Linked DNA regions of Mus musculus: all the other regions are linked to region 3. The links are chromatin loops, found by intact Hi-C in ENCODE. Cell type or tissue: left cerebral cortex. All regions are shown on one strand.

Region 1 (8,000 bases), 730 kb before region 3:
ATGTTCTTCAACCGAGTTTTAGAAGCTTTCGAAGGGTTAAAGCAGAGACTTGGGTATTTTTAAATACTGAGATAATATTAGGACTCATCTCTCCCTGCGGGATGGGGAAGAGGTCAGTCTCTATTAGTGTGATTAGTTAGTGGTTTTTGCCTTTGTTAAAAGCATACTTACTACAAAGACATTAATCTACGGGGCAATTTGACCTCCTAACTAACAACTGTTGGACTCCCTTGCTGACTTTTATTGGGACCGTGGCGCATGTGCAAAGGAACACGAGATAGGAGTGACAGTGTCACAATCTTTGGCAGCTAGAGATGATGTGTCTTATCACTGGTTCCCTCGAAAGCTGGCTGTAACGAAGCCTGATTAGTTAGAAGTCGCTTTTAGCTGTCTGTGGATGTGCCTGATTGCTAGCGCAGTGAACCAGCCCAGACCTACTACCCTTATGCCAGCACCAGTTGTCTTGAAACTCCACAGAATCCCTTAAAAACCACACAGTGATCAGAGCAGATACCTCCAGCTCCTGAAAGCACAGCCTCAGCTAGGAATGCTTCAAATAGTTTGCACCAGACTACTGAATATCACAAACCTGGTTGAACTCTAGGTGACCTTGATCCTATTTCCTGATGAAGAGCACTTCTTATAGTAGTTTATGGGGGAGGGGCTTGGGTGAGTTGCCATTGGTGCTACAGAATCAAGGCTTTGATTTGAGTAAGTACACGCCTCCATTTGTGCCTCAGATATACTGAGATTCCTCTAAAGATCTGGCCTCTGACTATCAATGCAGGGTGCTTAGGTACTTAGTGGCTCATGTCCAAATGCTATTGTGTTTCTTCCCTTGGTGTTGAAAATAGGCCCAGCGAAAGGTTTCTCTCAAGCAGTCGCTTCTTGCTACTTTAAGCATCGACCAAACTTGGTCCCTCAAAGGAAAATATCAGCCATGGCAACAGGGTCAACAGAACAGAAGTCCCAACAGAGACAGGAGTAGCTCAAGCTCTGAGAGTAGCACAGTAGCCAGCCAATTGTCAGTGAAGAAGCAGCTACTGGGGACCCACAGCAAAAAGAGCAAGGGTCCTGGATGCAAAGAACCAGCAAGAGAGCTAATACCAAAGACAAATTAAAAGCTATATGTAGAAAAAGAATGGAACCTGTTGGCCTTGGTTACTAGAAGAGTTGGAGAAAACTGTCCCATATTTACGGCCAAGAGCTATAATACTCTCTACTATTAAAAGCTTACATCTGTTAAACCCTGACTTCCTAGGTGGAAATGAGTCTTAGGGGCCTTGATCACCAAAGCCTGCATGAGGACTGAAAACATAAACAGTGTCATGTGCTGTTGCTCTTGCCTGCTGCCACCACCACAGATACCTACGTTCAAAACTGCTAGACACAAAGGCCATCCAACACCAGCATGTGAAGGGTGTTTGCATAATTTCTGAGCACAAGGATCCTAGCCAGCTGATTAGCTTTTCTAGAAGATTCCGGTACACATTCTCACTAATTCTAGATTTTAGATCATCCTAAATGCCAGCTTTCCATGACTAAAATATGAAAGAGAGTCATTCCTACAGTTCTTTTGTGACTCCGTATGCCTCCTTCCCATGTTGGAATACACTTCGCCTGTCATAGTACTCTGCTATATATTAAATCTTTGTGGCATAACTGTTTCCTTTGGATTATAGCATTCTTTATGGAAGAAGGGGAATGTGCATCCGGCTTAAGAAACTCATAAGACACAGTATTCTTAAGACTCCTCACTGAATTTGTACACGCCAGAAAGAATTCCTTGGGGTGGAGGGTGTGCTTCAGTGTTGTAGCTACTTATAATTTATATATAAGATTCTATGGTATGGCTTTTCTATGTGGGGTGGCAATTTATAGTGAAGAAGCTTCTAGGGTCATCCACAATCTTGTAAATCGTAACCTCATTAATTTACCAAGAGCTCTTTGGATACATTCTTGTGTCTGTCATGTCCTTTCTACCTAGGTTGAATAGCAGTACCTTCTTCCCCCATGAAAATCGCAATCTGGGATGTGAAAAATGGATGCAACCTGTTGACTCCAGTCCCCTTCTTTGTGCTCCTCAGCAGATGTGCCAACTTGTGACGCTAGAGAACCTTTAGGAGGTGGTCTGTCTGGGTGAGGCAGGCAGCTAGATGAGGGTCTTGAAGGCTGGCTATGCCTGGTTCCACCATGTGTAGAACACTCATCATATGCACTTGCTGCTATTAAAATGTGCTGCTTTTCCATTCCTCTGGAACCATGAGCCAAAACGAATCTTTCCTTTCACAAGCTGTTTCTGTAAGCATGGTTGCAAGCAATAAAAGCCCATTTTGTATACCTTTTTTGTGCATGTCAGGATGGTTACTATGTCTTAGAATCCGCAATCCTGAACTCTGGCATGTGGTATGGTCACTGTCTCACCTGAACAGAAATAATACCTAGCTCATAAGATTTTTAAGGAGATTTTTTTAAAAAAATTACATATACAGAAGTATTTAGAATAACATCTGATACAGATCAGACAAATTATGTTTTCTATTATTCATTCACTCAAAATGTGTCCCCTTGTCACCATTGTCTTCATGATCTCTTCTCCCCCTTTATCTCTGAAGTTCATCATCTTTCATCATCATGATTTCATTACTAAATTTTGTTTATATTCTGTTGTTTACTATTAGTTTCAGATGCTTTTTTTTTCTTCTAAGAGAGGCCCATTGGACACACAAACTTTATATGCCCCAGAACAGGGGAACGCCAGGGCCAAAAAGGGGGAGTGGGTGGGTAGGGGAGTGGGGGTGGGTGGGTATGGGGGACTTTTGGTATAGCATTGGAAATGTAAATGAGCTAAATACCTAATAAAAAATGGAAAGAAAAAAAAAAAGAATATGATGCTGCAGTTTAGGGTGGGGTCACTATCTTATTTTGTACTTCCCATAGATCCGGGTAAAATAGCAACACAAGCAAGATCCCGGCTATCTCAAGGGTGATGAATGTATTGTAAGGAAATTCTTGAGAACAAAAAGCAGGTGATGAGTGTTCCAGAAAAATGGAAAGATGAAAGAAATAAAAGAAGAAAGGAGTCAGGGCTGACAGATTGCCAAGAGCTGGAGAAAGGAAATCACTAACTTCTCTGAGGGGAGATTGAGATTAAAGCACTGATTTTCATCTGGCAGAATCTGGTAGCAAGGCAGACTTGAAGTTTCTAACTGACTGAGTGGGTTACTGAAGTTCAGGGTCACCTTGCCTATACCAGGGATAGACTTCTCTGTTCCACACCCACCCCTGTTCATCACCAAATAACTGGACGTGAACAAGAACACAGGGGTCACCATTAAAAAATCATGAGAGTTTACAATTAAGTAAAGGTGTGAATTGTGTACCACATCCTTGAGATCTGACTCTCCTCCTGGTACAGTAAAATCTCCAGTTAGTTCTTGCACTGGTTTTTACGGCTGAAGGCACCATCATCGGCTGAAGGCCAGCCTCACTTGGAAATAGTGTCAGCCTTAATTTGAGCCACAACACAGGACCCAAACAGCTAGAAATTTAATAAAATCTTCACTTGTTTATTCCCTTCCAACAGAAAGAAATATTAATATTTACTTCTGCAGCTGCCTCTGGTTTAGAGTTTAAGTGTTCTGACACTTGCACAATGAATATAGAAACCTCCTACTCCTTTGTAAGTTTGTCAGTGAATAGACTGGGTTCTAACTTTGCATGGGTAAGAGCAAGAAGGCTTGCTGTACCTTTAGACCGTATGCCTTGACTTTTGTGCCTCATGTACACAGATGCTGTCTGTCTGGTGCTACACAGGCAGCTCTTGCTTGATTGCTCTGGAGTGTCTGCCTCATCTGCAAAATGAGTGAAATAAAAAAACCCAAGTCAGAATAAGAACTGAGAGAGTGTGAAAGCCACACTTGGGTCACTGAGTCATTGAAAGCTCCCTCTGTTCACGTGTTCCTCCCTGTCACTGCCCTGATGTCACCTAATCCCTTCTGATTTTACTTATTTTGAATTAAAAAAATTAAAAATCCCTTGCATTTTACCCATTTTTTATTAAAGTCACTTTTAAGCTATGTCTTCCAAATGTGCCTGTGGCTTCCTGTCTTAGCAATGTATATGCATTAAAAGTACAGCAACAAATTTCCTTCAGTTCGGGTTTTGTTAAAATACTTTGAATGACAATTCAAACACATTCATCTGTATTTGAAAACTTGATCTGATTAAACTTGGTTTTCACATCTTATATTTGCCAAAGCGTGCTTCATTTTGTGGCTATTTTTTGTTTTTTGTTAGTCTGTTTGTTTTGTTTTTTCAGTGATTGATAAGCTGCTTTGAGAAGAAAACTCAGGACCAGGCTTCATTCCAGGCCACTCAGCCAAAGCCTGGTGTCTTCATCGCACAATCCATGTCTTCTGCCTCAAGATGAAGGGACTCACTCACCGAAGGCTTAAAATGAGGTTTAAGCAAGCACACTTTTCATGCTAAACAAAGCATGCCATCATTTTATTTTACAAGTTATGGGTGTGCTTTTAATAAACTCACCGTCACACACACATACAAAGAAATAAATAGATTTGTTCTGCTTAAACCGGCATACAAAGAGCTTGGAAGGAAGGACAAAAAATCTTTAACACCTCTTAGGCAATGGAAGGGAACTTCACACTTCAGCCTCATGTCAAGAATGTGTGATAACAATTTGACAGGTAGTAAGTGGATTCTGTCCCAGGCCTTGCAGGGAGATGACCCTGGAGCATAATGGTGTGATCTGCAGGCCCTTAGCTTCCTGCCCAGCAGGGGGTAGCCAAGTGCCGGCAACCGGGAAGCAATTCAGTCCTGCAGGAAACAGCCTCCCAGCTAGAAATAGCCCTCTGATTGTAGAAGCCAGCTCTTCTGATTAATGCCAATACTTGAATTATTTGTTCCAAAATAGCTACTCATCCGAGGCCTATCTTGGGATCTGGAGCTTAGGCGACTGTGTCCTTTGAAAAGAGATTTTAAAAAATAAAGATAAGTTATTTACTTGCCCAAGACTTCAACTGAATATTGGGCTGTAAAGGCAGGAGGATTTCATTTTCCTGTTTGAGTCTTCTTTGTCTTCCCCAGTGTGCTAAGGGTATGAGTTTCCACAGATGTGGATAGGCAGGTCTGGTCGGCTGCCCTGGCTCTTTGAGTGCATGGCTGCTGGTAGGAGAGCTTAGCCACTGTCACAGGACATCTCCTCAGAGAACCTGGGAGCCAGCCGGTGACAGAGCTGAGGAGCCAAGGTGATGACTGACAGGAGAGAAGACAGGAGAAAATTCTCCAGTAGGAAAAAGGATGTGTGTTGGGGAGGTGGGAGTGGGGTGGTGGGCTGAGAGGTGACTGCAGAAAGGAGCAGCATCCTGCTGTCGGCCTGTCTGCTGCTCCAGCTACTTGCTGACTGACCTGCCTACTCAGAATGGGTCCTTCTGGCCTTCACATACTCACCTTGTTGCTTCCCGCTCAGGCCATTTTCCGTCAGTGCTGCGTTTCTTTGTTGTTGTATTTTTTTCCCAGTTCAATGAACCCTCACATTATGGGTTTCTGTTGTCATTCTAACCTCTAATACACAACCATTACGTCTTATCTCGTCTTCTAAATTACTTCAAAATCCAATTACAAAACCCTTTCTCCTCCAAGAGCACACAACTCTCCACATTACTGAAATGCCGGGCTTTGCTTTGTCTTTCTAAATTAATAATAGCTACCATTTTCCGTCTGTTCTTTCCGAGGGATTCGGTTATATCACCACATAGACTAACAAAATGCCGATTATGATTCTTTTGCCTTTTTGATGGGCTACAAAAAAGCTAAAGATAATTTCCCAAATATTCATAAAAGATCTGTCAGTTTTTAGAATCAACTTTTTGAAACTCAATCTCTAAAGAAGACAGCATTTTAAAATCAGTTAAAATTTAAATTAAATCAGCCAGATTTTCACCCTTGATTTACATTGCAGAAGCCAGTCTCTTCCAAAGGTTTTAGACATTTGAATAGGTCTGTTTGTTTTCACAGTGATTTTAATAACACAAGTGAATATTTAATCCAATCAATGTCATCGTAATTTTCTCTAATCTAAGGAAAATGGCTGTCTTAAAGGCAAATTTAAATTTTAGTGAATTATAAAATATTTTGGTAAAAGTGAACATGCCAAGAACATTTTAGGAGAAACTTTTAACACATTGAGAATATGCATTTTTGTTTGTTTCTTTTCTTTTGCCTTGATTCTTCTGACAGAGGAGAGGCATAATTGTGACTCATATTTGGAAATTGCTTTTAGAAAATGATTTTCAATTCAAATCTAAATTTAGCTTCGGAAATATTACTTGTTTAAATGTTTTATAATCACAAACATGAAGCAGAACTGTAACTTCTCTCTCTCTCTCTCTCTCTCTCTCTCTCTCTCTCTCTCTCTCTCTCTCTCTCTCCCCCCTTTCTTTCTTCCTTTTTTTCTTTCTTTAAGATAAGGTCTCACTATTTAGCTCTCGTTGTCCTGTAACTAGGTATGACCAGGCTAGCCTTGAACCTACAGTGATCGGCCTGCCTCTGGCTCTGTAGTTGCTTTTCTTACTTTCAAACTCTTTTACTTTTGTGCAAAGTATATTTGACAAACCTAAGGCACCCAATTAATCAATGACAAAATGTGCTTGTATAATAACATACAGACAGAGGTCATGAGCTCTTTTACTTTTAACTCTTCACAATGTAAAATTTCAACTTGTGAATTTTGTAAATTCAAGCTTTGTTTAATAATGTTAAATATATTATAGAATGCTAAGAAGCAGGACACTCCTATCGATATCAGTGTTAGCTAGGCATCAACTCAACATCTCTAGTTATTATAGTTATTTTGTATATTTATTATGCTCTAAAATGGAATCTTTATCTCCATAAATATTAAAAGATATATATGTATTATATATAATACATATATATTTAAAATATATTAGTTCCAAATAAGAATGTTTCAGAGGCCATAATGAAGACCAAGGGGAAAGATGGATACCAAGCCCTTGGAATGAATAGGCTGACTGAGGTAGCAGAACGAGGCACTGAGTAGCACAAGCACATTGGAAGCATAGGAACATAGATCACAAGTGATTGCTGAAATGAGAAAGTGCTGAGCAAAGTACAGATCCTGGAGCAAAAAACCAGAAGCTGTACACAAACCAGATTTGCCCAGTTTATTAAAAATACAGACATAATAAATGTATATGCAAAGATAAATGTAAATTATGTATTTCAAGTTTTCAGTTGTATTCACACTTTGTAATCTTAATTTAATGTCCTAAGACTTCACTGATACTAACAAGAGGACGACATTCCCTTTCCTTCCCCCTTTCCTCTCTTTCCTCTTTCGTCCTTTAAAAAAAAATATTTTCAATGAAAATTAAAACTTAGCCAGAATCAATTTTTATTAGTATCTCTGAAAGTCTCCACTTTGTCTTTTCATTTCAGTGCATCTGCAATGTCACTCTTAGTTTTTTCTTTGATATTTAAATGTTTCAACAGGTGGCTGGACCTAGTGTTTGTAGAAACATATATACTCAAGTCTCTTTTTTAATTTTCTTTAGCTAGTATGTTCTTTCAGGGTGTCTGGATTTTTATTTCTAAATTTTTTTATTATTATTTTTAATTTATTTTTTATTACATATTTTCCTCAATTACATTTCCAATGCTATCCCACAAGTCCCCCATACCCTCCTCCCCACTTCCCTACCCACTCATTCCCATTTTTTTTGGCCCTGGCGTTCCCCTGTACTGGGGCATATACAGTTTGCATGTCCAATGGGCCTCTCTTTCCAGTGATGGCAGACTAGGCCATCTATTTCTAAATTTTAATAAGCTTTTTAACATATAAGATCTTTTAAAAATTATTTAGACAAACTAGCCAATTTACACGAATCAAATATATAGATAGTCTTAAAGGGTTGACTTTAATTTTTATATCCAGAATTTCCTTTCTACATGTATGA
Region 2 (8,000 bases), 840 kb after region 3:
GCCTGAAAACAGATCACAAAGACAAGAGGGTACCTCATCTGGGAGCCTCTAACCAGAGCAAGTCAATGGGGATTTTGTTTAAAAAAAAAAAGTGTGCATTTATATATTGCTTCTGCAGGGAAAGAAACTTATTTTAAGTAATCAATAAAACTACCCTCTAGTCTCCTGGATTCTAGGGGCTAGAGAGATTGTTCAGCAGAGAACTCAAGCACTCCTCTTGCAGAGGGTCTGGTCCAGTTCAAGAAGCCAAGACCCACAACCAGCTGTAAATTCATGTGCAAGACTTCTGCTGGCCTCCACAGGCGTCTGCACACATACATCAAATATTCTTCTTTAAAACAAGCACCTAGCTTATTCCAGGAAGTAATATCATTCTTAAAAAGTCCATGCCAGTTAGTAAATGAAAGCTAATGCTACAGTGAGACTAAATCTTGTGCAGCCAAGGGTTTTTATGCAAAATGGTGCAAGTCTAAGTTGCCTTACAGAGCTAGGCCTAAAACCCATTGAAAAAAGACACACTGTGAATTACAGTCTTGACTGTAACTAAGGTAGCTGTGATGGTTTGTGCTTGGCCCATGGAGAAGCACTATTAGAAGGTGTAGCCTTGTTGGAGTAGGTGTGTCACTGTGGGTGTGGACTTTAGACCTTCACTGTAGCTGCCTGGAAGCCAGTGTTCTGCTAGCAGCCTTCAGAAGAAGATATATAATTCTTGGCTCCTCCTGTACTATGCCTGCCTGGATGCTACAATGTTCCCACCATGATGATAATGGACTGAACCTCTGAACCTGTAAGACAGACCCCCATTAAATATTGTCCTTATAAGAGTTGCCTTGGTCATGGTGTCTGTTCACAGTAGTAAAACCCTAACTAAGACAGTAGTTCTCCACTGTTTGAAAGCCTAGATGGGTTCCCTTTGCCCTGCACATCAGCCAAAGAGGATGTGGCCCATCATGTAATCCTCATGTGTGGAACATGTGCCTCATCAGCACCAAACCACTCACAGGTTACTGATAGAGTCAATGGCATATGCCTAAAGGGATGAAGACCCAGAGTGGTCTTTCTCCCTGGGAGCAGCCTGGGTGTTGATCTAGTAGAGTTCAGGGCATGACTCTAACATAATCTTCATTCATTTCAATTATTTATCTGCACTGCTCAACTCAGGCAGAAAGAGCTATGCTGGGTTTTCCTGAAACACAATGAAGATATTTTCTTCTTGTGTTCATTGGAGATATTACTCTCACACAAAAAGAAGAGAAAATAAGGTGACCTGTGACACCCTGAGACTGTCCCAAGACTAAATCATACGTTCAAACTTGAGATAGAGAGTTGGTACAAAACTTTTCTAAAAGTAGATCACCTGTGTCTTCCACTGCCTATATCGTTTCGGCTGGCCAATCAAAGCCGCTCTGCAGATAGATGACTGGGGAGATCCTTTGGAGTTTACAACAAAATGACTATGAACCCTTGACAACTTGAAGAATATATTTCCAACCGCACAAGTCAAATAGACAGTGGTCCAGAGCTAATGTTTCATCATTAGTGAAGAAAAGCCAGAAAGTCAGATGTTCTCTCTTTGCTCTGCCCATTTGCACACATCAAACCTCAGAGATACCCTCTTGTGGTGTGGGATGGGTGTGGTTTGACTTAACTACAAGGTTTTAGACAGAAAGTTTCTTTTAAAACAATAGCAAATAGCAAGTCAAATTAAATACCAGCTCACGATGGAAGCAGAAGTGTCAGGTCGTGATTTTCTTCTGTCTTGATAGAACCAAATAAATGTAGTCTATCCCTATTCTCTCTCTCTCTCTCTCTATCTATCTATCTATCTCTCTCTCTCTCTCTCTAAGAGAGAAGAATTCATGAAGGATTAACAATGGTATGTACTGTTCTTCAAATTGCCATTTGGGTTTGGCAAATTAACTGATTGCTTGTTTCTCATATATAGACAGGATCCAGGTCTGTTTTTAATCTTCAGACTCCTGGAGAATTGTTTTTTGTTTGTTTTTGGTTAGATTTTTTTTTTCTTTATTTGAATTCACAGATCTCCTCCTAATCTCCTACTCTAGTCAGAAGTATCCAGATTGTCAAACTAACACATGAGCAAACCTCACCACAGCTGCAAGAAAAAGTCTCAAACAATAGACAAATAACCACACACACATCTTTTGTTGAGTTTGAAATGTGCCAAGTTGGCGGTAGGGGGAGAGGTTCGTGATATTCGAGGGAACATATTGTCCCTGTTACAACCAGCCCACGTTCACCCGGGCTGCCAATTATTCCCCAGCCGCCATTTTCTTCCTGTAGATTGATCTCCTGCTCCAGGCTGTTTCACACCCGTGACTCGGAAGCCTCCCTTGTGGCATGTTGGCTAATTAAGAGCAAAATCCATCTCTTGATGAAATAATGCTGCCACTGAAAAGGAATTCTACTTTTTTTTTTTAATTCCTAATCAGACTGGAAGGAGCAGTATTCTAACACTTGTATTAAGCATAGGAAAAAGGTCTATAGCTAGCAATTAGCGATGATGAAAAGGACAGCGATTTAAAGCATGTTGCGGTGACATTTTTATCAAATTAAATGAGTTTGCTAGACCACCGACTGCATATGCTTATTGTCATTTACTGTTTGGACAGAAACACATCAGCCACTGGGTATCAGGAGGTGCGGGATTTAATAAGTCGTTTTGACACTGGTGCGAAACGAACCGATCAGGAGTCTGAGGAATGAGTTCACACTCTGAACAGACAGGCAGACATTCTAAGCATGCGAGGTGATACCAATCAACAGGAAGAAATGGTGGGCGCGGGGTAGCAGCAGGCAGCGATGGAGGCAGCGGCAGAGGTGCGCACAGGAGCACCGCACTGCCTGCGCAGGAGACACGAGACCCCACACACACCCACGGAGTCTTGAGTGAGCTCCACGGAGCATACGAAGGGGCAAGCACTTCAGTCACGGTTTGAACAGCATCCGTTCTAGGCAGTAGAGGCTTGCATTTATAATTTAAAAACCTAGTTTCCTCAGAACAATTACAGGAAGACAGATGATCAGTCTGCACATCTGGGTGTGGTTTGCCCCTGCACGTTTGAACACACCATCAAGTTCTAAAGAAATAACAACAAAAATCCTCCCCCTGCTGAGAAAACCAAAACTCTCTTTTCCCGGTCTACCTAGCAACTTGCTTGCTGCCTAACTATCGTAAGGAGAGCTAGGAATACTTAGTTTAAATTTATCGTGGCATGGTATGTTGCTTCCAAAGGTCTTGCTTGAAATATGAGATTCTAGCATGCCATTTTGATACTCCCAGAAGCTATTTCTGTCCCGGGAGAGAGCTGATACCAATGTCTTAACCGTGTACCTGGCATCCGAGTTAAAACATGCAAGAGAGTCGATTACCAATTACAGCTTAAGACACACAGGTGTAATTGAGAGCCTAACAAAGGTGGCTGGTAATTAGCTTCTGGCTTCAGAAGTTGCTAATGCCATCTAGTGGAAAAGGTAAATTTGGCCATTTGCACATCAAAAGCAGCCTTATCCCAGACCCTGTGGCCTTGTGCTTCAAGTCTAATCTCAAATCTAAAAAAAAAAAAAAACCCTCAGAGCTTCCATAAAACAAGAGCAAGTTCCAGAAAATAAGACTTGCCCAGCATCCCCTGGAATGAGCCAGCTCCCCTGCAGTGTCCACTGTGGTCGGCCTCTCAGCTTTCTTCCCCATTAGCAACCAGACTTCAGAGCCGGTGGCAGGAAAGTTAATGTTAATTATGAGTTTTACAAGGCTGGTAGTTCTTTTTAAATAAATTCTGAAGTTTTTATTTATTTATGTTTATTTTGGGTTTTTTTTTTTTTTGGTTTTGTTTTTCTGTTTTCTGTTTTTTATCTAGAACTTAGTTCAAAGAAAGTGTGAATTGCAGGCTTAAGCCTAGAAGTTGCTCAAGTTCCAGCCAGCTCTCCATTCCTGCACGGATTTCTACAGAGAGCTTCTGAGTAAAGCAAGCATTTGGGGACTGTGGACCTCCTCAAACGACTCCCATGCGGCTTGAGCCATGGATGAGACTGTGCCTTGGGAATCAAAGGTACTTTGAGTACCGTGAAAACAAACAGTGGCTCGTATTTCATTGTGTATATGGAGCTGGGCAAATGTCCACACATCTTTTCCTCCACATGACTGTCCCAGGGACTCTTCCTGAGAGCATGGTTTGGGAGAAACCACTAGACAGAGAATCAGAAAACCCCAAGTTTCACAAACAAGCGTGAAACTCATCTACCCCTTCGTCCCCAGCTTCCCAGTCAGACAACAAACAAGTCAAAGCTCTTGCTGGGCTGTGGTGGCACCTTTGATCCCAGCACTGAAGAGGCAGGGCTTGCTCCACACAGTGAGTTACAGGATAGCCAGAGCTACACAATGATCCTATCTCAAAATAAGCAAAACAGACACAGCCCTTTTGGAACTGAGGAACCACAAGCTCAAAGTCTGACTGTCTCAAAAATAAGTTAGGTCAAACTAAGTTTTAAAACGTTTTATTCTTTAAAACTCACTTGTTTGGAATTTCAAGTCTAAACTTCAGATCTTCTGTCTCAGGATAGCAACTGGATTTAAAAGAATGACTTTATTATAGCTATTTCCTGTAAACAGTTGTTTAAAATATATTTTTGTTTTAAACTGGCACATAATTTTAGGTGTTCGTGGAGTACAGTGTGGCCACCCAGTGTTTGTGTGCGATGTGTGGTGATCTTATCAGAGTGGCTGCAGTCCACTACCTCAGAGAGTTCTCCTTCATGCAACATTAAAGTCCTCTCCACTAAGAATTTTGAAATAAAAGTAATTATTTTTACTGAAAGTTACTTGATTATGAGTTTTGTAGTAAACACCATTGTTTAACCCATCCTTGGCTTTAAAATATCAACTTGTTAAAAAGAGGAAAAAACTACAACTTACATGAACTCTACTTCAATCCTTAAAGATAAAGCTGTGTTTCTAATGCTTGAAGACTGAGGTAGGAGGATTGTGAATTGGAAGTGAGCCTGAGCCTCAAAGTGAGAGCTTATCTCAAAAAAAGAAAAAGGACTTTAAAATATAATGCGCATCCTACTTAGATATTATTGTAGTGATTAAGATATGTTTTATTATAATGTTTATGAAATAAAATATTTTTTCAGTCAAGAAATACATAGCCATACCACAAGCAAAACCTTTTCCAGAATAGAAGAGAGAGGGCTGGAGAGATGGTTCAGTCTGTGTTGCGAGCTTTTGACGGCTCTTCCAGATCCAGGCTTAGGTTCCTAGCATCCACTTTCAGCAGCTCACAACTGACTCTATGTAACTCCAGCTCCAGGGGAACCTACACCCTCTCCTGATCTCTGTCAGGAACCAGCACGAATGTGGCATACATACATAGAGACATGTACATCTAACTAAAAGCGGGCCTAAAGATGAGGCATTGGTGGTGCATGTCTTAAATCCTAGCACTGGGAAGGCAGAGGCAAGCACATCTCTCTGAGCTCAAAACCAACCAGGCCAACATAGTGTGTTCCTGGCTATACAGAGCTACATAGAAAGACCCAATCTCAAAAGAAGAAAAAGAACAGGAAGGAGGAAGAGGAAAACAAGCAAGGAAGAGAGGAGAGAGGGAGAGAGAGAGAGAGAGAGAGAGAGAGAGAGAGAGAGAGAGAGAGAGAGAGGAAAATAACAGAACGTATAGTCATTTTGGTATCTGAACAGGGAAAACTACTCATTTAATACAATGGCCTACACCTCTCAACCTTATCCCCCTATATAGTATTTTCACAGTCTGTGCCATATGATACTTAAAGTTATGTATATTGATTTTAATAATGGTACTCGCTTTTCTGGAAATAAAAAATACAATGTATTATTGTCTGAAATTGCTTAAATATACAAATGCATAAAGAAAATTAAAATTCCCCAGAAGCTCACCACACAGCTACTCTAATTTACTATGTTATTTCTTTAACGTTCTTTTTCTATGCATAATTTAACACAGTTAAGATTGTACTACATATTCTGATTTTAAGTACAATTAACCCAAGAAGAGTCATTCACGAGTCCTAGTTGGAAGATGTTATAAAGAGGATCTTAATCACAGATCGTATGTGCCACTGGCATTTTATTCATTTTTCATAATTACCAAAAAAAAACCCATACACTCAGGTCATTCAAAATGAGCTCTGAGAAGCATAAAATTATTACTCAAGTTCTTTGTCAGTACAAGGCTTTTAGAACACTGAGGAAAAATCTCTCTCAGTGGAAGAATGAAGGAAACACTTTTCCAGTTTTGTACTTCTACAAATACCACATCCCTGCCATGCTCACGCTGAAAGCCTAGTTTTACAACAGAGAAGAGGTAGGCTTGGGAGTTTTAAGTAACGGGAGAGTCTAGCTAAACCATCAGATAAGAGGACAGGTGTTGGTTTCCTTGAGGGATCTGTTCCCAGACCCTCTGAGATATAAAGCTTATGGATGTCCAAGGCCTTAATATAAACTGGTGCTGATTTGCATAAAGCCTACCTGTTAAATGAGCTTGAAGCACCTGAGAGACCATACGCACTGTGCAAGAGTGGATAGACTGGGCTGTTTGGGGACAACGATGAGAAGAGTCTTTGCACAGCTTTCTCTTTTTTGATATTCTTGACAGGCTGTTAGCCGAATCCACCCAGATGGTTTTGAAGGGCCTACTACATTATCGAATCATTTCCTGACATTGAAAAACAACCAGACTAAGGACTTGGAGAGATGGCTCAGTAGTGAAGAGCACTGACCGATCTTCCAGGTGACATTGGACAACTCGCAGCCATAGCTTAACTGTCTGTACCTCCAGTTCCAGGAGGAATCTTAAATATTCTTCTGGCCTCCAAGGGCATTGCATGTATGTGGTACATAGACAAACAGGTAGGCAAAACGCCCAAATATATAAAATAAAAATATAGAAAAACAGGCAGACTAAGAATAACAAATCGTGGAAACCTAGCTGACCCCTCCCCTTACCCTCAAATTACAAACTCCTGTGAAAATAACCGATACAATTAAACTCCTGATTGTGGAGTCTAAACTGCACTTACGAAAGAATTTATAAATCATTTCATGCCGTGGCTTCCTTGTTTCCAAAGCCTTGCCTCTTCGGTTGGCTAAGGTACCATTCTGAGTAACCATCATGTTGTCCACACCTCCTCGTGTTGCAAGATCTCTGGGGTGGTGTTTATAAGGGTTCCCAGGGACTCTGATCAGGAGCAGCCCAGTCAGCCTTCCAGCCTGGACCTCTCCAGAGAGAGCCTGGAGATCACCATGGGTTTCGCTCCTTTACAAACTAGTTTCGAACCTGCATGCTGAAGGGTCTTTCTATAGCCGCGTAACCAAACGGTATGGATGGAATCCATGAGTCCACCTCGCCACAGACTCAGAATCCTGAGGGTCTCTGCCCATCTTTAGCCGTCTTTGCCTGTTGACACTTTCTCATCCTACTACATCTCTAATTATAACTTCCATGCAGTTTGGAGTATGGACGCAGCATCAACAGTGTTCTTTTCTGTCTTTTGCTTACTCTGGCCTCCCTGTCTCTCCTTTCATCTTAATCTTTGTCTTTTTCACAACTAATTCTTGGGAAAGTCTTATTTTCTACAGTACCCACCCTACACTGCAAAACTCTGTATGTATTTTTGCATATTTCTAACTTCCCTTTGTTCATTAACTTGTTTTGCACTTTCACTTTCTGCTCTAGTGCCATTTTTTAGGTAAAAAGCATTTTTTAAATTCTTAGTTTAAGAAATACTTCCATAGTTTTAAGGGATAAAAACATAGCAATACAAACAAAAGTTAAGTGCTATGGAGTGCCATGTCTTGATGCATGCATACACTGCGGAGTGTTTAAATGATGGTTCATGCTTATCTCCTTAACCATGACATCTGTCTTTCCTGCAGAACACATCCTTAAGCCTTACTCCTGGCTTTCCCCTCCCCTCCTGGTTTCTTGAGACATCCTTGCCAATGT
Region 3 (8,000 bases):
TTAGCTTAATAATGTTATATTTTTTCCACGAAGGGATATCTTATCTCTCTGTTTTATGATCATTCAGTGTAAGCTTGTATGTCAAGGTGTCAGGTTATTCAAACAAACTTTAAGTATTCTTTTTGTTAACTATGCTGAAAGTTTTCCATTTTGGTTTTTCATTTAGAACATTAACTTCTTAATTTAGAGTTTTACCACTTTAAAAAAAAAAGAAAACATTTATTCTTTCTGTTCTTTTCCTATTTTCTCCCTCCCTCCCTTCCTAGTTATTTATTTATTTATTTTGGTGATCTTATTAACATAAGAGAGGGCACTCCATTTCAGCATAGAAATGCTTAAGAATAAGCTTTTTTCCCCTTAACTCTGTCGTTAAACGATTTAGAGTTGTCTAAGCCTCTCCTCTTCCTACAAATTACAAGAACAACCAAATCTAGAGCTCACACCTCCTTCCTCGAACCTTTAAGTTAAATGTGAGCTGAGTTGATATTCTCCTTTCCACCCCAAACAATCAGGTTTTCACTCTGACAGCCCAATAATGCATTTAGTTTGAAATTACACTTGGATCTTTTCTCCTTTGTATTTTTTTTTATTTACTCCAGTACAACGAGATGACTTGATTTTCATGGGATTACATGTACTCCATTCAGTATTAGTGGGACATTGCTACTCAACTAAATACTGCCTTAATGGACAAATGAACTTTTTTATTTGCTAAAGTTTGTAGGTGGGTTTGGAAACAGAGTATGCCACTGATTTGGTTACTGTTGAGAATCAAACAGACACACACATCATTTATCTAAAGAGGAGAGTTGTAGCTCTGTAAAAGGCAGAAGCAAGCACAGAATCATGGGGAATTATTTCAGTTTATTGCTCTTATTAATTAAACCGGATGTGGTTTTATTCTGCACTTTTTATACCGACCTTGTTCGAAGCTTCTGGCGGCTTCGCTTCCCTTCACTCCCAATTCCTCTCATTCATTAGATCCCTTTTTGATGGGGCCTTTCCTACAGTACAGCTCTTAGGAGTTACAGTGGAAAATCTCACGGGTCTTGGGGAAGATCATGCGTCTCCCGCCCCGGGGAAAAACAAAACAAAATACAGGCGGAGAGGGGGAAAAAAAGGAAGAGATGCTTTTCTCATTCTCTTTCAGCATTCCTTTCGTTGAAATGCAAGACAGGTACTTGATTTAGCATTTAAGCAAAAGGTTACACAAACCGCGTTTTAGAAAGTGTTGGGATGTCCGGCAGGGTCAGCCCCAGATCAGATCATTTTTCGAATGCAGACCTAAAGATAATGAGTACTTGTTGTATTAAAGGGGACAAACAGTACTTTGGCTTCCTCTGACCCCAGAATGCACGGCTTGGTTTCATTGATCATCTTCCTTTATGAGATAATGCAATTACAAACATCAATAAGGGGCTGCAAGGGGAATCATTATGCTGTGACAGTGATAAATGACGGTGCAGAAATAGCATGCTTCCCCCCCTAACAATCCTGGAGCCCAGGGGCTCCGGGGGCTGAACACAGTCGCCAAGGAAACAGATGACATCCCAAAAGGCACCAAAGGAAAAAATAAAATGAACAGTCTTTCTTTGCCTTTCACTCTTTTCCGTCTTCCAAAGAGTTAGTTTTGGCTCTAGCAGCAGCTGCCACACAGACATTTCGTTATTTCAGACATTAAAGACTGAAGCAAGCAGTGGGAGACTCCTCCCCTTAGTCCACCCCCACTAGACGGGCACACAAACCTTGCCATTCGCATTTTAGAACACCTGAAAATGCACGTCTCAAAAATCGGATTTGATTTGCACACGCTGTTTACCACCCACCCACCTCCCTCCCCGCACCCCCCAGAAGAAACTGAGTCTCCAGGGGCACAGTGGCGCCTCACGGATCTGCCAGAAAAGGGACTTTGCTAGTGTCTGGTCTCTGCTCTGAGCCGGGAGGCAGCAGTGGTAGGAGCCGGTTACTTGGGGTCTTTGCTGCCTTCCTAGGTTTTTTAGAGGTGACGTTATCAGTGACCCTCGATCTCCCGAAAGGGAGGAATCCGGCTCTTTGAAAGCCTAGACCATGCTCAACAACGTCTTCAAGGGGGATCTCTATGCGCAGTCACCTACTCAAATCCAGAAAAGTGGGTGAGGTTGGCAGAAGGGTTTTGCAGCGATTTCGGCGCTCGCCGCTCACCCCCACCCCCACCCCCAATGCCTGCGGGGACTGGGAGAGGTTAGAGCCTCGGGTCTTCAGGTGAATTCGGAGAACCTGTCACTTTTAGGGTGGTGGAAGAGAAAAGTGCTGAGGTGTGAGGGAGGCCTAGGCAGAAAAGCAAGAAAGGGAGGAGAGAAGGGGAGCCAGAGAGTTGGCCATCCTGTCTTTCAGTCATGTCTCCAACCCAGAGAAAGCAGACAGTGGGATCCTGAACTCTCCGGTACACTCTGCCTGAAGCTAGGGTGCCAAGCCAGAAAAACGACGCCGGGGAGAGGACCCGTAGGTGTATGAAGCAGGTGACTCTACTCTCTGCTTTCCTAATGGGCTAGGACCTGGGAGTAGTTTTCCTCCCAGAGAATAAAGTCACTGGTCCTAATGAACACAGTGTGGGGTAGAGGTGGTCAGGGCTAGGAATTATACAGTTGATCAAAGGAAGACTGGATTAAAACTAAATCCAGAGTTTCAGAGTCGGAATTCCCTGAGGTGGACTGAGCGCGTGAGCAGCACAGGAGTTACTTCTTCACCAGCTAAACCAAGCCCCTAAAAGTGCCTCCCATCTCCCTATTAAAACCCTAGGGTATCATTTTTAGGGCAAAGACTCTACAACGCAAACGTCTAGCGGATTGCCCAATATATTGTTTGTGTTTTCTTTCAGTTCCGCCTTGGAAGAGAATGTTTTAAACTTTTTGGGGGGGCGGCGGGAGGCTGGTTCGATGTGAAAGAGAACCCTACCCTTCCCATTATTTCTTGGCTTCAGTCTCCCAGGAAGACCCCCAACTCTCCCGCCCAGATCTTTTCCCCCAACCAGAGAGCTCTTAGCCTCTAATGCTGCGTCTACCCTTGATGGTATGGTTTGCCAAAGGGCCAGGGGGTGCTGGGTAGCACAGAAGAGACCAGGAAAAATGATGACTCAAACTGGGCGCCCCACACACAAACCCACACCTCCCTGCTTACGGTCCAAACACCCGTTGAGAACCTATATCACCAATTTCTGCTTTAACTGCCTTCCCAAGGGCCGAGGGCCTGTGGGATCCAAAGTGGGGGAAGTTTCTAGGACTTTTAAGGAAACTTGAAGGAGCTTCTGCCCAACACACTGTGACACTATTCTTCTCCATTCTACCGGAGTGCTATACACTCTGGAAGCTCACCCTCTTGCCCAGCCTGACTGTTCAAGGCAGCCTCCAGGGCCCAAGCTCTCACCGACATGCTCCCATGAGCGCCCTGGGATTCGGAAGCCGGGGCTCCGTCTGGAAAAGTCCTGTGAAAGCATTCTGGCAACTACAAACCACTCTGAGGGGTTCCAATTGACGGAGCCCAGAGTGAGCCGAAGAAGTCTTTGAATATGCTTTTGCGCTAACTCATGGACACCCAGGCTACCGAGACAGTTAATTCTTCTTAACTTTGACTTTCAGATGGCGGAGGTGGGGATGGGGGCAAGCATAGGACTCTTCTGCAGACCCCGAGTACCTCGGAGTAGTGTGGGATCACAACTGAGACCCACCCGCCCACGTACCAGCTCCAGCCCCAGCCCCAGCCCCGATGTCGTGCAGAGGGAAACTAAAGGGAGTCTGAGACGCGGCTGGAGCTGGGTGAGCCGGCCGCGGCGGTCTCATTAGAGACATCTCAAAACTCCTCTCAGCCCACCCCCAACACCCCCCTCCCGCCTACACAGGGGGAGCTGAAAGCATCACTGAAGGCTCGGAATTCCAGCGTAAAAGAGCAGTTTTCCCCTTTCACAACGTTCGGACTTTGTCCCTGGAGTTACTCAGTATGCGCTTCTGCCCGGAATGCGATCCCCATACCCAGATCCATCTTCTCTAGGCCCGCTAGGACCCGGCACCCCAACTGCTGTCCTTGTCGTTTGGTCTCCCCAGGGCTCCACCTAGCACGCCTCTCCCCGCGGTAAAACTCGTGGGCCGGGTTCCCCGAGAGGAGACAGCCTCCAAAGGAACTCCTAATACCATCCATACAGCTTTAATGCGCTTATAATTCGATAAGTGATTTCAATTTGAAATTGTTAGTAACTAATTTTATGGGTAATTTTTCCACATCAAATATTTAAGCATCAGATTAAGGGCGCCAGTTCCGACGCATGATCATAAGGGGGTTTCTTCCCCCCCCCTCCCCCCCGCCCCCTCAAAACACACTGCCGCGCTCCGCCTCCCTCCGGTCTCCTACTGCGTCGTTTTTCCAAATCCCCAAAAGGTGGCAGTAGAAGACGACTTTCCTCTTTTCCTGCGGCTCAAAAGAAAGGACAGGGGTGAGGGGCTGGGGGGGGGGGGGAGCGGCGGGGGGAGGGGTGGGGCGAGAAGAGGGCCAGGAGGGACTGGACGGTGCCAGGACTTTGCAAGCTGAGCCTTTAACACGTTTCCACCACCGCGCTAGCGAGAGCAGTGGCGAATTTCCTGGAGACGTCTCGGGCCACGGCGGCGCGCCCGGCGGCCCTGGGGTCGGGGTGCGGGCGACTCGGCACATTTGCACTCAACCCTCAGCCTCGTACAAAAGCGGGAGACGCAGAGAGGGACCCACCGGCTTCTTTCCATTTCTTTGTAGTTTAATATTGTCAATACTGTACAACCAACCTTGGCTCCTCGAGGCCGGGCTCTTCGAACACATAAGTCGGGGGGGGGGGCTGTTAATGGGGGGGAACTGGGGAGGGTGGAGGGAAACTAGGGGCGCAGCGGATGAATTGCAGACCAGTTGCCAAACTTTTTCCCCCTGCTGCCGCTGCTGCGGCTGCCGTGGCTGCAGCCTTTGCTTTGAATGTGTGTAACTAGGAAACAGCAAGCCGTCTGAGAAGACGGAATTTCCAACGTGTAAAATGTTCTTAACGGAACCATTGAGCGAGTGCAATAAGGCGTGAGGGGGAACTAATCTTCCCATTTAAATGTTTGTGGCAATTTTATCTAAATGAATTTTAATGCTAAACGAGGGTAATTCCCCATTTGTAGCGCGTTTGCTTCTTTCCTGTGCTTCTAAAGCAGTCGAACATCGTGCAATGAACAATAACAATAAAAATACTTCCAAGGCATATTATTCATTTTGAATGTGTTATAATTACATTTGATTAAATATGATCGGGTAACATTTTTAAATTTTTTGTAAAAGAAACTTAGTCATACTAGTCTCATTCAGCCAGCGGACTCCCCCCACCCCCCCACCCCCACCCCCAAAAAAGAAGCCTGTATAATTGTGTGCCCTGTTTAGGGGAGGGCGTTTTGTTTTTGTCCTTTAAGAAACATCAAAACCACTCTCCACACCTCTATTATTTTCCTCCTTCCGATAAGTGTCGTCAATAACCTCAAAGCTGGCTCTGAAATTTACAAGAGGAAAAGCTAAAACAGAATTAAACGGGAGGGTGTCAGGGGCAGGAACAGAGAGACCTGAGGAGCAAGGCTCGCACAATCCTCACTCCGAGGGGGGAAACCATGGCACAAAAGCTTGCTTTATTTTTTTCTAATTCCTAGACATTAATGATCATGATTCTTTTTAATCTCCACATTCCCCAGCCCCCCTTTGCTTGCGCTCACTCTTCCCCTCCACCCCCAGCCTCTCCCCCTGTTCTTTTCACCACCCTCTCCTTTCCCCCTCCTCCCCCCTCCCCGGCTTTCTCCCCACCCCGCCCCCTCCTACCCCAACTAGGCTAGAGCCTCCAGGATAATAAAGGCTGACTCACCGGGCTTGTACTGGGGAGGCAGAAGTAAAAGGACGGTTAGTTTATAAAGTTTATTATTATTTTTAAAAGTAAATAAATGGTTGTTAACTGCAACTAACCACCCATCAAAGAAAATGATTTCACTAATATGGACTCTTATGCAGTCGTAGAATTGTCTCGGGGCCAAAATAGGAAAGTTAAACAGTCCCATCTTTGGGGGGGCGAGCAGGGCGAGGTGGGCAACAGCTCTGAGACCAGGCTGCAACCTCTCTCACGTTCTCTCTCTCTCTCTCTCTCTCTCTCTCTCTCTCTCTCTCTCTCTCTCTCTCTCTCTCTCTCTCTCTCTCTCTCTCTCTCTCTCTCTCTCTCTCTCTCTTCTCCCTCCCTCCCCCACCCCCTCTCTCTTCTGCACACCCACGTGTCAGAAACAAGGCCCCATAAACAAAAGGTGAGAGTGCACACCTCTGCTCCTGCAGGTGAGGCAGTGACTCACCATTACCATTACTGAGTAGAGCCAACCCACAGCTGGTTTCTCTTTCCAAATAGAAAACAGGATTGCTGTGGGCAGTTTATAAGGTGACAAGGGTCTGAATGTCAGGCTAGAGTTTAAGGCTTCTGACTCATCCTTTGTTCCCAAAGCAACCAAAAGGCTGTTTTCTTAAAAAATTAATTTGCCTTCATTAAAATATTTGGATATTTCCCTTAGCTTTATGAAGCACTTTTTAGAGCAGCGATTTTATTTAAGTGAAATTATAAGCTATTGCAGCTTAAACATGTTATTTTGAACCATTTAGCTGGCTGCCATGCAGAAATTCTGTACAGCTGTTCTGGAAAATTGGTTAATAACCAGTTTTATCCAATGAGAACATAGAGCATATTTATAAAAATTAGATTTTGAAGTCTGGTCTCTTCAATTTTATATAGTTAATTTCTTAATAAACATGTACTGCTGGCCCTAGATAACATCCCTGGCAAAAGGCTGACTGTGGGCTTCAGCTCTGTCACAGCAGGATTTTACTGATCATGTAGGCGACTAATACTGAATGAAGTCTGAGGCTACAGCTAGCTTAGTGACTTTAACCCTTAATTTTGTTGGTATTACCAATTCGTTAAGTCATCTTAATCCAGTAGTTATTGTTAAATAATTTACTCAGTGGTTACAATTTTCAAATACATATGGCCCAGGGAGCTAATTGTTTGTTATCATTAAAAATGCTGTACTAATCATTAAAAGTTTGAGGGACACATCTTGTAAGCAGTAAAGTCAGAATGACAAAAAATAACCTTTTCATTCTGGAGTCTGACGTCATGACTGCACTCAATGACTGAAGCTGGACCTGGAGTTTGCATACTTTTAAATGCTAAGATAGGACACAGTGTGCCATGACTGTTATTAATAATTAGCTCCTTGTTTTCTTGATAGAAAAAGGCTATTGACAAGCATTTTTTATCCACAACAAAAAGTATAATTAGCGTACCCCACTCAGTTAACCTTATATGCATGCCACCTTGCACTAATCTGCTACTTTCACAAAAAAAAAAACAAAATAAATGCAATAATACAGTTCATCTTTCCAGTCCTTTTTGCACAAAATTTATTTACAATGTCTACATAAATGCTCCAAGGTGGGACTATGGAAAAATACACACATGACCAATGCTTTGCTGAGAAACAAAGTCAACATATTAAAAAATAAATCTTCAGTCTATGTTTTTTGAGCTGCATAAAACAGGAAGTGATGTATAAGGTGATGGTTGTTGTTGCATGGGGACGATGATGCTTGATGTGACAGTTAGGCTTCTAAACACACACGGCCTTTGGGTTTCCATGCCTCCTCCTACCAGTCTCCTTAAGACACTGCCTGCAACAGCTGATTAATCATTGTTGGTGACTGCAGTTTTTCCCATCCTTCCCGATTTACATCTGTTCAGGCCAATTCAAATATGGTGAGTAAATGAATTAGACATGCAAATTCAAGCCCCAGGCTAGAAAGAGGGAGAGGGAGGAGAAGAGAGAGAGAGAGAGAGAGAGAGAGAGAGAGAGAGAGAGAGAGAGAGAGAGAGAGAGCGCACGCACATGGCTGAAATCCTAGGCAAGAAGAAAGATTCTTCTGCCTGATAGTTATTTTAATGCTCTAAAAAT

What was found. A loop is a pair of places that touch in the nucleus more often than their neighbours do. Peaks named below come from ENCODE experiments on the same cell type or tissue, not always from the same donor. Only the 100,000 strongest peaks of a DNase experiment are listed, where the experiment ranks them.
Region 1: it touches region 3 in a loop (2.5-fold over the local background); 8 of 42 quality-filtered maps call a loop at or near these places.
Region 2: it touches region 3 in a loop (3-fold over the local background); 2 of 42 quality-filtered maps call a loop at or near these places.

The regions. Positions count from the first base shown.
Region 1 is chr11:18,147,175-18,155,174 of GRCm38, forward strand. No RefSeq gene overlaps it. Among named protein-coding and RNA genes, the nearest start is that of Gm12018, 55 kb to the left of the region's middle. In left cerebral cortex, a CTCF peak has its summit at 4,803 (motif pointing right); a DNase peak (open chromatin) is centred at 4,814.
Region 2 is chr11:19,711,014-19,719,013 of GRCm38, forward strand. No RefSeq gene overlaps it. Among named protein-coding and RNA genes, the nearest start is that of Gm39602, 28 kb to the right of the region's middle. In left cerebral cortex, a CTCF peak has its summit at 3,493 (motif pointing left); DNase peaks (open chromatin) are centred at 2,237 and 2,763; H3K4me3 peaks cover 464 bases.
Region 3 is chr11:18,873,240-18,881,239 of GRCm38, forward strand. It overlaps Meis1 (Meis homeobox 1), which reads right to left. Exons shown (of 12, transcript NM_010789.3): 12 at 7,189-8,000. It overlaps 8430419K02Rik (a long non-coding RNA gene), which reads right to left and starts at 4,371. Exons shown (of 4, transcript XR_003949854.1): 1 at 1-4,371. In left cerebral cortex, a CTCF peak has its summit at 4,390 (motif pointing right); DNase peaks (open chromatin) are centred at 654, 1,053, 1,359, 1,566 and 6 more places; H3K4me3 peaks cover 886 bases.